Regions from separate parts of the Homo sapiens genome. Here region 2 is linked to region 1. A link is an interaction called in ENCODE POLR2A ChIA-PET data of the cell type or tissue named here. Cell type or tissue: PC-3. All regions are shown on one strand.

The links. Peaks named below come from ENCODE experiments on the same cell type or tissue, not always from the same donor. Only the 100,000 strongest peaks of a DNase experiment are listed, where the experiment ranks them.
Region 2: POLR2A ChIA-PET joins it to region 1 with 24 read pairs; 1 of 35 experiments calls an interaction of 5 or more read pairs at or near these places.

Annotation. Positions count from the first base shown.
Region 1 is chr4:110,659,023-110,667,022 of GRCh38, forward strand. No RefSeq gene overlaps it. Among named protein-coding and RNA genes, the nearest start is that of PITX2, 40 kb to the left of the region's middle. In PC-3, no CTCF peak of the experiment used is centred here; a DNase peak (open chromatin) is centred at 4,939; H3K27ac peaks cover 684 bases.
Region 2 is chr4:110,353,294-110,361,293 of GRCh38, forward strand. No RefSeq gene overlaps it. Among named protein-coding and RNA genes, the nearest start is that of ENPEP, 120 kb to the right of the region's middle. In PC-3, no CTCF peak of the experiment used is centred here; a DNase peak (open chromatin) is centred at 4,398.

The DNA.
Region 1 (8,000 bases):
TTGCCGCAGTTTGAGGTAAAATGTTTGAGGAAAAAGTCTGTCTGAGCAGGATGGGCCAAATAATGGGTACTTATAAGAGAAAGGAGAAGGAGACTTGAGACACAGAGACACAGGGGAGGAGGCCATGTGAAGACAGAAGCAGAGATTGGAATGATGCTGCCACAAGCCAAGGGATGCCAGGAGCCACCAGAAGCTGGAAGGGGCAAGGAAGAATCCTCCATGTCTTGCCTCATGATACCCCTTCCTCACCAACACACATTGCCTGAGCCTCAGGTGCCTTTTCTCAGTTCCCTGAAGAAGCTAGACTCTTTGTCTTAGCACATTCACACATGCTATTCTAGAGCCTATGGATATGGTGACTTTGGACTTCTGAACACTGAGATAATAAATTTCTGTGGTTTTAAGCCACCAAGTTAGTGGTATTTGTTATGACAGCCTGAGGAAATTAACACAAAGGATAACACTTTAAAAAATAAATAGGAGATTTATCTAAGTTATAAAATGATAATTTAAACACAGACCCAATAATTTCTTCTTGGGCACTATGTTTATGCCAGGCTTGGAAGAAGTCATTAAAACCATTAATATGTCATCTAGAAAAAGAGGCATTTTCTCCCAGAGTTTATGTATCTTGCTGAGAGTCTTCATGGGAGCAATCTTATTAACATATCAGAAATCCAACTGTGCTCATATATAGGTATAAGTTTCCCTTTGAAGATTTATCAACTGGCTAAAGTTCATCAATGAAAATCAAATTAATGGTTTTTGCTTAAAATAATACCATCTTTCCTGGGCAAATAGATGAGTATTTCATTCTTTTCAGAAGGAACTTAGCTTACATAGTAACAAAAAACAGCACTTAGCTTTGGCAATAAATAAGCTATTACAAACACCATTTATCAATTTTGCAGAATGGCACTGTATTAAAATCAGTTATTAAAATAACACACTGGGTATTGACTTACTTTTATAAGTGTATCAAACTGATTTACCACTAGTATGAATGGGCCTTAGTCAGGTGACAGTGCATTTTGTGTGCGTGATTTACAAATATATGCTTCATTTTCATACAAATTTTATTAAATTATTCCACCAGTGGGAGATTCACTAGTTGGTGAGCATTTTACTCTCAATATATCTCTTGCGGGGTTTAGGAGGAGCATTCATTCCCATGTTGATTGGGATAAATTGGTTCTTGTCACTCTTTCTCACCTCCTCTCTAGACTTCTAAATACTAAATGGCTTCCTCTTGTTCTTAGAATGTGATACACTGTTTTGATTTGCATGTCTCTAATGATCAGTGATGATGAGCTTTTTTTCATATGTTTGTTGGCTGCATAAATGTCTTCTTTTGAGAAGTGTCTGTTCATATCCTTTGCTCACTTTTTGATGGGTTTTTTTTTTCTTGTTGTAAATTTGTTTAAGTTCCTTGTAGATTCTGGAAATTAGACCTTTTTCAGATGGGTAGATTGCAAAATTTTCTCCCATTTTGTAGGTTGCCTGTTCACTCTGATGCTAGTTTCTTTTGCTCTGCATGCAGAAGCTGTTTAGTTTAATTAGATCCCATTTGTCAATTTTGGCTTTTGTTGCAATTGCTTTCGGTGTTTTAGTCATGAAGTCTTTGCCCTGCCTATGCCCTGAATGGAATTGCCTAGGTATTTTTCTAGAGTTTTTATGGTTTTGCGTTTTACATTTAAGTCTTTAATCCATCTTGAGTTAATTTTTGTATAAGGCATAAGGAAGGGGTCCAGTTTCAGTTTTCTGCGTATGTCTAGCCAGTTTTCCCAGTAAGAAAGAGTGTCAGGAAGGTCTACTTTATCTTTTGTTACTTATACAAGAAACTGATCTCAATTGGAGAAGGAATGTCCACATTTCTATCTTTTCCATAAATAAAGCCCAAGGCATTCCTACACAGTCAGGCATGCAGGAATTTCTTAGCTCTATTTATACTAATGCTCTTGAAGAACAAATATCCTGGTTAGGTAGGAAACAGGCTGTGCTGGAAACAAGCAGCTTGCTGTGGTGGAAAATGTGAAAAGTGAGGGCTCTTCTAACTGTCCCTAGAGTTCGGTCTTGCCTGCCCATCTTCCACACACTCAACCAAGCTTGCCCATACTACCATTATAGCAATTATTGTACTACATTTGTCTGCCTGTATTTCTTGCCTCTAGCCAGTATACTCTTTGAGGACAGAATGATACTTTTAATAGGCCTTGGTATCCTTAATACACTGCATGCTTCCTGGATCACTGTGGGCATCCAGTTGCAATCTGTCAATAAACAAGGCTTTTGAGTCTGATAGACTTGACTTGTGTTAGCATTCTGGCTCCGTCATAAGTGGGATTTTGGGAAAGTTGCTTTATCTCTTGGGACAGTTATTTTTTTCATTTGTAAACTAGAGATGACTGTTTAAGTATGTTGCAAGATTGCTTACTTATCTTAACCAGGTATGGTAGATTGAATTATTAGTTTAATTTCTACATCCCTCCCTATACCCACGCCTTTTGCTATATGACTTTGCATTTTCTCACTAGATGCACTCTCCTCCTCTTTACCTGGACTCAGGCATGTGGCTTGCTTTTGTCTATGGGATGTTAGCTGATGTGACACAAGCAGGGGCTTGAATGGTGCTTTGCCATTGTGCTGACATCTTGTACCAATGCCACTTCTACAAGAACTTCCCTTGGAAGGTATTGCTCCTTCAGTCTGAGCTCCATAATTAATACATCAATGCATACATGTGGAGTTGACTATAGCACAACATGCAGCAAGGAGCTAAGCCCAGTCAGACCCACAGCTAGGAGCAGAGCCATTTTAACAACTGCAGAGTGAAGCAAAGTTGCCCCAGCTGACTGGCAAATTTGGAAGTGAGAATTAAATCCTTCTGGTCATATGCCACTGAGATTTTGTAGTTTGCCATGCAGGAATAGTTAATTAATGTAACAAGGTCTCCCAGAAAATGGACTGAGGCAAAAGCTTATGTAACACCTGTTTTAAATAAAAGGACATGATAAAGGAATGCAATCCCAGGGAAACAGGAGTAAGGGAAAAAGGGTGACGAAGGAAGAAGCCAGTATAAGTAGGTGTTACCAAGCCTGCATCTACTTGGTGTACAGACAGTCTCATGGCACTGTCTCCTGAAAGGGCATGTGAATTGCTGCATCCTAGGGAAGTTTATGGAGATGGCAAGGAAAACAATTTATCTACTGTTTCCTAGTCTCCATGTTTGTTGCATGGGTATTAACTCTCTTTCACTTTGGAGTTGCTCATGTGTGTTGAGGAGGAAGTCTTGAACATTTTGTACTCCAGGCAGCAGGGACTCTGCATGATGAGAGGTAAGAGGTGTGCAGAGCATGAGGGGTGAGGAGCTCTGGGTGGTGTTGAGGTACAGTGAGCCTAGGTGGCTGGGAGGAGCTCCTGTGGAGATGGTCATAGAGGCAGCAGCTGGAGCAAAATAAAGCGCCAAGAGTCCCGGAGGCAGCTGATGCTTAGAGGCTCAAAGGCAACAGAGAAGAGGTGGCTGATCATGCTTTATTTACTGGTAGCTATTATTATTATTAATATGCTTTAGGGGGAACCTATTGAAATCTAGTTCAATTTTAAACACAGTTAATTAAGAAGCATATCTTTATTTGTTTTGCTATTTTCCAAAGTGAAAACTCTGATTTGGAACATTAGAAATCAAGGGAGCACTGGTTAATTTTCATCCCTCTTCTTTCATTTTTACATATTCCAATGCTTTGCCTTGCAACATCATTAATACTTTATATTATTTTGTAAACACATGTCTAGGTAAGGTCACTGAAGAAGGTTCTGGAAGCATTTAATAAGTGGTGTAAAATCCTGATATTGATATTGCAAAATGAAATAACTGATAAGGAAAGTAAGACTTTTGGGTGATGTTGGAAATCTAATTCTCTTTATTAACCTTGTAATTCCAGTAGAGGTGAGATTTGGGATAATGGTCTAAGGTGAAGAATTTTATAGTGAGTTTGTCAAGAGCTCTAGTTTTAATGAATTTATAGCCAGATCTGTTAATGGAGTCATAATAACAACAGGGAATGTGATAATAAAATTAGGAAGAATCAAAAAATATTTGTGATAAAGAACAAATTGATAAGCAGAGATTCCTAGATTGAAGTTTCCTGCTGCCGTGGTAAATCTAATTTCTTGTTTCTTTCTCACTGGCAGGGATTGATATAGAAGTGCTTGATAAGCAATACAGGTCTGAGCAGTATTGCTATGGGGCTGATTCACTAAAAACCAGAACTTACATAAGCCTAGATTAAGTGGGAAAAAATAAAGGAATTTAATAGCCAAATGGACCTTTAACCTATATTGCTGGTCACACACCAGTTTCTTAAAAACTCCACCCTGAACCAAGCTTGCAAACTGTTATTGAAAAAGCAAGGGGGGCGGGGGCACAAGAGTGTTACATCTTGTATACCAAATGATAAAGATAATACTTATTTACTGACATTTATGGATAATATAATCCTTATAGTGTTTAAATTAAATGTTAAAGTTAATCCTCTTTACACAGTAAACTTCATCAGAATTTGGATGAGAGGACTAAAGCAAAGTCTTGGGTTCTAAACTAATGTCATTGTCTAGAATTAAAAAAAATGAATAACCTAGAAAAGGAAGCTGAACTTTTCACAGGACACATGCTTCGGGGGCTTATATTGAATAGAAATTCTTTATTAGCAGCTACATAAGAAAGAGGCATATAAAGGGAACTTTTTTTTCCATGCTGAAAATGATAGATATTTACATTTACTTGAATCTTTTTTTTTTTTTTTTTTTTTTTGGCAGAGGTCTTAAAATGCCTTTTTCTTTTGTGTTTATTCTGACTCATCAGTAATTCCGCTAATAATTTAAGTTCTGGTAAGGCATGGATTCCAAAGCTCTTAGAAGTCAACTTGTAAAGAGCTGGTGCTTAAAAGTAGCTGATTAAATGGCAGTACAAGGTGGAGAGGAGTGAATGATCCTGAGGTCAGCAACTCCCCTTGTGAAAATGTCATAGTGATGTGGAAAAAAACCTGGACACCCTCCCTTTTCTCCCTTCGAGTAAGCAGTAGTTTGGGGGCTGGGGCTGTGTGTTGGGGGTGCTGCTCATGTGGGCTTCCAGGAGCTGAGGCTGGATATGTGGGAGCCATTGTTCTGAGGCTGTAGGGTATGAAGCCATGGGACACAGGGGTCAAGGGTGGAACAGGAAGTAAAGGAACTGGTAAAGCCTCTAGCCTAGAGAGCTGGCAGAGAATGAAAACAGAACTGGAGAGAATTGGTGGGTGTAGATTAGACAACAGGCAAAGCTGATTGAACAGGTTTGGGAGGTGAGGGCTTGAAAGCAATTTTTCAGAGGCTATATGACTGTGGCTGAACCTGCTTCAGACAGTCAGGCCCTACTGTCAAGAAGGAGTTGACACTCTGCTTGACTGCGTAGTACCATGTGCTTCCTCACTGCTTCCCCTTTCTCTGGATTATCCAGATAGGCTTGAAAGAGAAGGGTGAGGATGGTTAATCAGAAAAAGACTCCTGGCTTACAAATCTGCAACGTAGCTCATCGACAGCTGATCAGGACATGTGCATTGGGAAAACTGTGCTTTCAGTATAGCAGAGATAAATGCTTTGAAATAAAGGCAGAAAAAAAAAAAAAAGAGATCATGCAAGTTTTCACATTCAAACTATAAAGCTTGCAATTTTTAGGCATTTTTTCCCAAGCCCCTTCGTGCTCTTTTCAATACTTGCTCTGAGAGAAGAAACCCTCTTCAGTTTGGTGATCCATGGTACTCTGGTTAGGAGATATGTGCTGTGAGAGAAGCAAGGAGGGCGGAATGTCAATACAAGTGTGACCATGACTGTGACCATGATAGCCACTGTGAACACTGCCAATGCCCATGCTACTATTAGGAACGGGGCCTTGTTGGAGGGAAACTACCTCCGCTTTTAAGAATGTATATGTTTAAGGGCATTTCATTGTAGAACAAAAATAGATTGGTGTGAAGCTGAGACATTAAATACCTTAAAAATTTCTTACATCACTTGAAATTTATTTTCTTCCTTTTTGGGTCATTTTTGAGGCTTATGGACATAGGGGTGCTACTCAAACACGTAAAAAGCTATATGGCTTGGGCACTGGTCATCAGAACAGATGCCAGCTGCACTGTTTCAGCAGGGCCCAGGAACACCCTGCCCTGCCTGGCATCACTTCTGCAGCTACACAATAGGAGTGGGGACATAAGGAGACCCCGGGGAAGCATCAAGGTGGCTAGCTCAATGAGGTCACATTGTGGGAGCTCAGAGATTCAGCTATTTACTGGTCAATATAGAAGTATTTACATTTTGTAGCAAAAGGTTGGCCCCACAAGCTGAGTAGCAGTTCTGCCTTATGAAAATGACTTGCTTGTCCTCAGCCTTTGTCACTCTAATGACATCCATCATCTCTTCAGAATTGCACATATCCAGACTGTTGATGTCCCCAATTCCGCAAGAGGGGCTCTTTCTGTTGGCTTCTAAATAATAGATTTCCTGTACATCTTTCCCACAAGTGTTTATACTAAGATGTCTACTCAAAGTGTGGCTCAGAGAGCTCTAAACATCTTACTTGACAGCTTTGGATCAGTCACGTTAACTCCTCATATTCCATGGACACTTGAAAATCTAACATCCAAATGTATTGAGTTCTTCATTTGTTAGATATGAAAGACACTTTTATGTCTAGCCAGGCTCAGCGGCTCATGCCTGTAATCCCAGCACTTTGGGAGGCTGAGGCGGGCAGATCGCATGAGGTCAGGAGTTTGAGACCAACCTGGCCAACATGGTGAAACCCCATCTCTACTAAAAATATAAAAATTAAACGGGTGTGGTGGCGGGTGCCTGTAATCCCAGCTACTTGGGAGGCTGAGGTAGGAGAATGGCTTGAACCCAGGAAGCAGAGGTTGCAGTGAACCAAGAATGCAGCACTGCACTGCAACCTGGGTGACAAAGTAAGACTCTGTCTCAAAAAATAAATACATAAATTAAATAAAATAAATAAATATTAAATAAATAAATTTTAAAAAGACACTTTTCAAATTCAAACTCTTCTAACGAAGTCTCACTCTCTACAGAATGGCTTATATGAGGAGCTGAGAGAGTGCTAACTGCCAACATGTGTTTTAGTTGAAACATATTTGCTAATGTAAACAACTTATGCCTGCCTGTGGCACCCAAGAAGGTCACATGAGGCTTGCATGATACTTGGAGAATGCTGCTCTCACAAAGATTAATACGTGTAAATCTGTAACTCATATTTCTGTGCTCACACGTGTCTCACACAATTAAAGAGAAAGGGGACTTACTTACATCAGGCCAGCACTCTGAAAACTCCAGCATTTGATCAATAGAAAAGAAGGGAAAAAAATCAATGAAAAATGAAGGGAAACTGAAGAAAAAATGAATTAAGTGAATTTCCCCCACTCCTTCTTTTAGTTTGGATTTATTTGCTGTAGCTTTTATTTTTTCAAATGCAAAGTATGTTTCTCAAGTAGCTTTTTTAATTTCAGAGAATAAAATGGCTTTGAAGCTGTTTTCAGTGTTTAGGTAGAGGATAGCTCTTTGACAAAATATTGTAAGGCAGTGGTTCTCAAACTTGAACAAACACCAGAATCACCTGGCAGCTTCTTAAAATAAAGCTTGCTAGGCCCCACCCCCAGAGATTTTGATTCAGTAGATCTGGGATGGGGCCTGAAGATCTGCATCTCTACCAAGTTCCCAGATAATGCTGATGCTACTGGTCTCCAGGTTTACCCTTTGAGAACAACTGTAAGGCAGGGGTTATTAACCTCTGATGCACAGGAGAATCACCCAGGGAGCTTTTAAACACTCTCCAAGCTAGGGTTCCATCCTCAGAGTTTCTGATTTAATTAGCCTGTAGAGGTTCTAGGGAATTGGTAATGCTTAAAAACTCTCCAGGTGATTCTAATGTTCAGCTGGTGTTAAGAAACATGGCCTAAAGA
Region 2 (8,000 bases), 310 kb before region 1:
CAACATATGAAAAAGTATGTTACAGGGATAGGTTATGGGAAATTGCACAGAGATACTCTATAAGAGATGGCCAGCTTTTACAATCATTAACTGCATTTTGAAGTCTCGCATTACAATGAATAGCTGCTTTTTCTTTCTTTTAGGACATGGCTTTTCTTGGAGAATATGTTCATATTCATTTTCTATGTGGTGCTGCTCTTTTTAAAATTTATCTGATTCCTGTGATTGTGATTTTGGGGATTTTAGACTTTAGGGATTTTGATCTTTTGGGATTTCAACATTTGGGATTGTGGTGTTCAGGATTGTGTCTTTTGAGATTATGATCCAAATCCCATGAAAGGGATGCCCCTCCAGGTGTCAGCCTCCTTTGTGGGTACTTCTCCAGCTCCAGTGCTAGTTTATCTTCTTCTGGCCCCAACATCTGCCCATTTGGTCCCAGTCCACGACTAGTTCTTAAGGATCTCACAGACTCTTCTAAAAAGAAAGAAGACCATTATGTTTCTCTCAAGTCCTAACTGGGTTTATCCATGGCTAAATTTTGATCTAGCAGGGACCAGAGAGAAGACACTAATGATTACAATCCTAGAACAGCCCTCCACACAGGTCAGTGGTGTGGCATGAGGGGCACTGAAATATGCCCCCTCTGAGGGTCCCTCCTCAATTTGCTCATCTCTGAGCTGTAGTTCACTCCTGGCTGACCTCTAATTCCCTTTCCAAATTTGACATCGGGGTTAAATGATAAAGATGTAGATATTGTTTATAAATAGTCCTTATAAAAATGTATGTTGCCTGAGAAGGGACAGAGACTTCAGGAGTACTTACAAGCCAAAAATCGTGGTTCAATAATGTTCCTTTTGAGTCCCTGACACTGTATGAAATAATGACTTAGGGCAGGATTAGCCCAAGGTAATTTTGTCGCAATAAGGGAACATCGTTGGAACTTGCTGTTTTCTTATTGATGTTTTCAGGACTCATTACAAAATATCTTCTAATGCCAGTAAGAATCCTTTTAAAAGCAGGAAGCTGGATGGCTGCAGGCAAGGCAAATCAACTTTCAAGATCAACAGTCAATTCAAGACAGGTCCTAGTGCACAAAAATAACTACCTTAGAACATAGTGATGTTTGGTACTTGAGATTATTGAGTCACGAACTACTTTTCTTGATTCCCTTGTGGGTTCCATTTTTTTCCCTCTCAGCTCTGCTTCCCAGGGACTAATGTCTTCCATCACTATTAAAAGCAGTAGCTCTTCTGCCAGGGGCTACCAAGGCCACGACCTCTAATGCCACTCACTACTTTTGCTCATGGCTGCCATGTCTGAAGCCAAGAACATTGATGTTGGTGTAAGGGTACAACCTTCTGAAGGTGCCAGCGCTCTCTCTGGCCACTGTTCAAACTTCTATCAGCAGTCCAGCAGCTGTGTTGTGCCTTCAGAGTTCGCAAAACAGGACTAATGCTTTCGTTTTTGTACCTCCCTCATGTGACCATTCAGAGAAATCTGTGCAATTCATTCAGTTATTCAACACATACTTACTGAGCACCTGCAATGTACACACTTTGTTCTAGGTTAGGGACATATCAGTGAGCAAAATAGATGAAGTCCTTGCTCTCATAAAACCTACATTCTTCTGTGTGGTGGGGGAGATTATAGTAAACATATGACAAATATTGTACTCAATTTCAATTCCCCTCTCCCTTCAAAAACTTCCTCATTGTTCTTGAATGAAACTTGTGAGTCTTGATGCTTTTTCCTCTAAAGAAAAAAAATGAGTTTTTCTCAGGATGTTCCTGGACCCCTGATATGAATAGACTACTCATGATTGTTCACCCACTCTGAATCCTGGGGTAAACATGATATAAATTAAATTGTGACCCTTGCTATATAATGGACAAAGTGAGGGTTTGAAAGAAAAGAAACTCATGGATTATCTTCTAATTTGTAGAACACACAAACATCACCCAAGATAAAAATACAGATAAACTTGACAATTTAAAGGTGAAACAATTTTAATTTCTCAAATATAATCTATAACCTAGAGAAGACATTGCTGGTTGTTGCTCCAGCGACCTCAACTGTATGGTTTTAGAGCCTTCTTGGGGACATGTGGCAGAATTGCCTTATATGTATAGTTTGAAATGGAGTCTTTCAAAGATATTTCCTGATAGAATATAACTGCTGTATTTAAAAGCCCTAGTTAATGAGACAGCCTCACTTCATGTCACAGACATGTAAGAGAACATCTTCTAAAATAGAACTGTCTGAAGTAGAGCACACTTGTTGACAAGGTCAGCAGAACACAGGAAATAGTCTCTGTGAGATATCTTCAAGCCATCATACTAACCTTTACCAATACTTGCTTAGCTGCCACATACTTGCTCTGCTTGCCCTTGTGAGGGTTCAGAGTGAGATGTCTGCAACAGAGAAGAGTGTCTTGAAGGAACAGGCCTTTTGGTACCTGTTGACAGGGACAGGAGGCAGGGGAATTCTGGGCAGAAGAGGGCAGGTCCCTGGCGAGGACCTCACCCTCAAGCTAGAACCACAGCCCAAAGTGAGAACTTCACATCCCCGCTTTCCCACTTGAATGCTGCCTTTTCCAAAATCACCCATGGCCTACCCTGCCCCCCATTCTGTGCCCATAAAATTCCCAGGCTTTGCTGGCAGAGGGAGAAGAAGAGAAGCAGCTGGATGCCAGAGACTACAGTTGGACCTCAAAGAGAAGCAGCTTGACTTCAAAGGAGCAGTTTGACGGCATTGCTTTGGAGAGGAGTCTGGCTAAGGACGGCTGGACTTTGGGGGAAGATTACCTTCCCACTCTGTCTCCTTTTTAGCTCCCTTTTCCACTGAGAGCCACTTTCATTGGCAATAAAATCCCCTGCATTTACCATCTCCAATTTGTTCGTGTGACCTCTTTCCTCCAGGACGCTGGTCACGAACTCGGGTGCAGGTGCAAAAGGCTGTCACACTGACCCTCCACTGAGCTCTTAACACCTAAACCATCCAAGGATTGCGAAGCTAAAAGAGTACTGACTATAACACTCCTTCTGGGGCTTCAGGGGTCGTGGGCACCCTCCTAGATGCTGCTGCAGATCCAGCATGGAGTTAATTCCTGCTGGTGCCCAAAGCACTCGCCCCGGCTCCTGCACCCGCTCACCTGCATGCTCCCTCCCGCAGAGAGATTGAGTGCAGTGAGTTCGAGTGAATGCAGTTTGCCCCTGATGATGCCTGTGCACTCCAGTTCTTGCCTGCAAATGGGTCAGGGAAAATTTCCTGCTTCACTGTTACCAAAGTCCAGGGACCACCACTCTCTCTCACATCACCTGGTTCAAATTGATCTTTCTGCATTGGCCTCCCAAAGTGTTCTTAGGAGTGAGCCACCATGCCCAGCCTCCTTTGCCAAACACTTTTAATTCCCATTTCTTGATTTGTTTCTTTCTCTAATACACTATACAGACAGTCCCCAAATCTAACAATAGTTACTTACACATGATTTTCTGAATTCATAATGATGCAAAAGCCATGTGCATTCAGTATGCTTCTCAATTTATGATGGGTTTACATCCAAATAAACCCACCTTTAAATTGAAAATGTCATAATTCAACTTATATTATTTTCCACTTACAATGGGTTTATTGGGATGTAGCCCCATCATAAGTCGAGGAGCATGTGTATATTTTACTTTTAAATCTTGTTTATTGTCTGTCTCTCCCAGGGCTTCATGTGATTTTCATGGGCCTTAGGCATATTGCTTCTATGGGACCCTTCCTCTATGTAGAAATGCTAGAATTTTTATTTGAAGACTGTATTCGTATAAAAACAATTCTAGTCCAGGCTGGATTCATTATTTTATATTCTTTTTTTCTTCTGATTTTAAATGAAGTTAAAATTAAAACAATTTTGTGGGACCCTGAAAGTATTATGGGCCCTATGCACTGTGACTAATGAGTAAATCAGCTCCTGAGAGTTCACAACCAGCCTGGGCAACACAGCAAGACCTTGTCTCCACAAAAAATGTTTTAAAAAAATTATCCAGGTGTGGTGGTGCATGCCTATAGTCCCAGCTACTCAGGAAGCTGAGACGGGAGGGTTGCTTGAGCCTGGAGTGTCAAGCCTGCAGTGAGCTGTGATTGTGCCACTACACTGCAATCTAAGTGACAGAGTGAGAACCTGTCTCAAAAAAAGAAAAAGTGTTAGGGGAAGGACAGTTGAAGTTTCAGATAGGATATCTCAGGAGCAAGGTTTCCTGAGCAGGTGACTCCTGAGTAAAGAGCTAGAAGAGGGAGGGATATGCGGTGTTCGAAATGTAGACAGAGATTGTTCTTGTAAGAAGGATCAGCAGGTGCTTAGGCCCTGAGGCAAGAAGGCACTTACTATGTGAATGACAGTGAGGAGGCCAGTGTGACTAGAATGTATGGACAAGGAGACAAACAAAGGGAAGAGTAGTAAGAGATGAGGTCAGAGAGTTGACTGAAGGCCAGACCACTGGGATTGTGTAAGGTTACAGGAAGAACTTTGACTTATATTTTGACCTGATTTATATTTTAAAGAGATCTCTCTAGGTATTGCATTTATTTTGAAGAGAATAAATTGAAGGAGGCACAAGCACAAGGTGAAAGACCAGTTAATAGACCACAGTAACAATCCAAGTGAGTAATAATGGTGACTTGAACCAGTGGAGTTGCAGTGGGAGTGGTGAGAAGTGGATGGATTCTGTAACTATTTTCAATGTAGTGGTAACAGTCTTTGCTGATGGGTTGAATGAGTGTTGTGAGAGAAAAGGAAGGGTCAAAGATGAATACAAGTGTTTTGGCCTGAGCAAAAGAATGGGTGGAGTTACCATTGATTGAGATGGGGGAAGACTGAGGGAGGGAGAGAGGGAGGAGGTAGGTTGGATGAGAAGAGCAAGTTCTCAATTAAAAATGCAGATGCCCATGCTGTAAAAGCAACTGAAGATGTTCTCACTAGAAATATACTTCTGGGAGTCATCAGTTTGATCTCATTCAGTCATCAATTGAATATCATCAGGTGATGGTATTCAGTGCCTTGGGATGGGAAGAGATCACTGAGAGAGTAAGTCCAGAGAGTTGCAATGTCTTTTAAATTTTTGTATGTTCAACAACTAACTCAGTACTTGACTTCCAATACCTATTACTAATTGAATGAAGATGTTTGTACTTGTCCCCCTAGGAGGAAGCTATGCACATAATTTCCAAACTAGTTACTGAGGAAGTGTTAAGCCCCCTTGTTATATACACGTAGCTCCCTGATATTTTTCTTGGGACATTTATTTCAGTTTGCACTTCTATGTTTATCTGGATGATTATTTAAGTTATAGCTCTCCACCTAAGCCTTATGAGGGTAAAGACCATATCCTCTATTCTTCTTCCCACTGACATCCAGCACAGCGTCTAAAATATAATGGTTAACTTGTTGAGCAAAAAAAAAAAAAAAACGGAAAATACTTTTTTATATTAAAGTCATTTTATTTGGACTTATCTATTGAATAAACTTGCTTGGACTCTTAAAGTCTACTTTTTTAAAAAAAACAAAATCTAATGGGGAAAACCACAATAACCTAAATCTTCATTTTCAACTAGTAGCATTAAGTTAATACTCCTTCCTTATCTGCTCATCTGCCCAGACCAATCATCAATAGATAGAGAGTTCACCACATACTCTCCTTACAAAGTCTGTGTATAACCTCACACCCTTCCCAGACACTGTCTCAGTTGCCCACTACCACATCATCTGATTGGTACTCATGACAAAACTCATCTGCTATCCTTTACCTAAATCACATCAGGTGACCTCAAATCAGCTTTATGCCCCCATTGGGCTAAATCTATAAAAATAATATCATATTTATGGATATTATAACTGCAAAGTCAACATGGCTAATTAGCACCCACATCCAGCAACTCCTTGTTGTTCCTGCCGAAAGGAAAGCCTTTGCTATCATTGGGCCAGCTGTCACTTAGTAATAGTTGGTCTATGATGCTACTGCAGCAGATGCTTCCCAGCCCTCCCTCCCCACAAATAAAACCCACTACTTAGTGAAGGGTTCTTTGGTGTCTAGCTTTTATAGTTCAGAATTTCTCTTCAGTCTTAGAATGTTATTACATTTCAAAAAAACCATTCTTTCTGAGATGTCTGTATATTTCTCTGATATCATGATTTCCTATAGCATTAGCTCTCATAAGTTTTTCACCCAAACTAGCAAGGGTATTGCTGGTCCTTTGCAACCCCCAAACTACAGGATCCTTTCTAGCCTCCATTCATTTCAAATGATTCCAGCCCTGAGAAATCAAATAAGAAGACTAGAATTTGGATGAGAGAGTTTGAGTGCTCTACAGTGCAAGGCTTCAAGGGGTTGGGAGAATCTGATTTGAAAAGCATGTCTGGGTGGAGGATGCTAGTGGTGCTTTTGAGGTCTGCTCAAGCAAAAGATGGTATGAGGCCCCAAGTTCTGGAGCAATGTGTGCTTGCTCTTTTTGTTATTTTAATTACTACTGATTGTGCATTTTCTTTGTGCTTAATAATTGTATAGATTTTATTATTCAATTCCTTCACAAATCCTATAATGCAGGTATTATCATTTTTCCCCATTTTACAGATGAGGAAACTGGGCACTAAGTTATATACTTCAAAAAGTCTCATAGCTAGCAGATGGTATAACCAATATTTGAATCTGTATCTCAGAATTTGTCCACTTAACTGTTTCCTTATTTTTGCCTCTTGGTGTTCAGTACCAAAGAGGCTTGCTACTGAAGCCATACCTTAGGGCATAAGGATTGGAAAAGACTTGAAAGATACGCAATTCCTATTTTCCTATTTTTATCTGAGGCTAGGCTTACATCCCCAGATAAAATGGGAAAGAACTGAACTGTCTTGATTACTGCTGTTTCCAATGCCTAGGCAATGTTTGGTGTACAGGTGCTAGACAAATATTAGTGGAAGGAATACATGATTTGGAATGAGAAGTTCAAAGCCATCATCACATAGTCTTTTTTCCTAGCACCAATATTTCCATAAATATTTAAAAACCTCATGAAAGTCCGTAAAGACTTTCATGACGTTTTTAAAAAGAAATGGCATTCAGTGGCTATCTGTGGTTCTCTAATGTCGTGGTGCTCAGGGTGGATCTTTGCAGAGCACACTGTCAGAGGACCCCTGTTTATCAACTTTTTTTTTTTTTTTAGAGACAGGGTCTTGCTCCTGTCACCCAGGCTGGAGTGCAGTTGCATGATCATAACTCACTACACACTCGAACTCCTGGGCTCAAGTGATCCTTCCGCCTAAGCTTCCCAAGTAGCTAGGACTAAAGGAGTGTGCCACCACATGTGGCTTGTTTATTAACTTCTTGAGTGATCCCTGTGATTTTAATTGGAAAAGTTCCCTTTGCTTTCTACTCTAAACTTCAGCACACTACACTGATGATGCTTAAACAGCTGCTAGTTTCCACTCTAGAGGAGTCTACTTTTCAGCGATGAGCAGGAGAATGCCAATAAATAGGGCTGAAGCAGGGTTCCTGGAATAAGGTGTGAGACTCAGCTTATCCTTATGGGATGTGTCAGGTGAATCATAGGGCCGTCATGGAACTCCTTGCTCACCTACGCTCCTGAGAGTTTAGAAGATGTCCTCCATATCATTAGTTACAGGACCTATCTGTATATAATTACTTCCTGGTTTTGACGTAGATGACCCAAATGACCAAAATCTTCTGTCATGATCAGGCCGTCTTCCAGTGTTTTAGTCAGTTTTGCTGATAGGCGATATTTAGATAAGCCTTTTAAAACCAGTCATCTTATCTAAACTTTTAAGCTCTGTGCTACCTAAATATATGTCCAGCCCATCCCTTGTGTTAGTTTACTACTGGGCAAATATTCATAAAACAATGAAAAAGAGTTCTATATTGTACTATTGAAAACCATACTTGAAGCTAACCCCATATCCTTGATTACCCATTCCGCTGTCCTGATGGATCTCTTCCCTATCTTCCCTT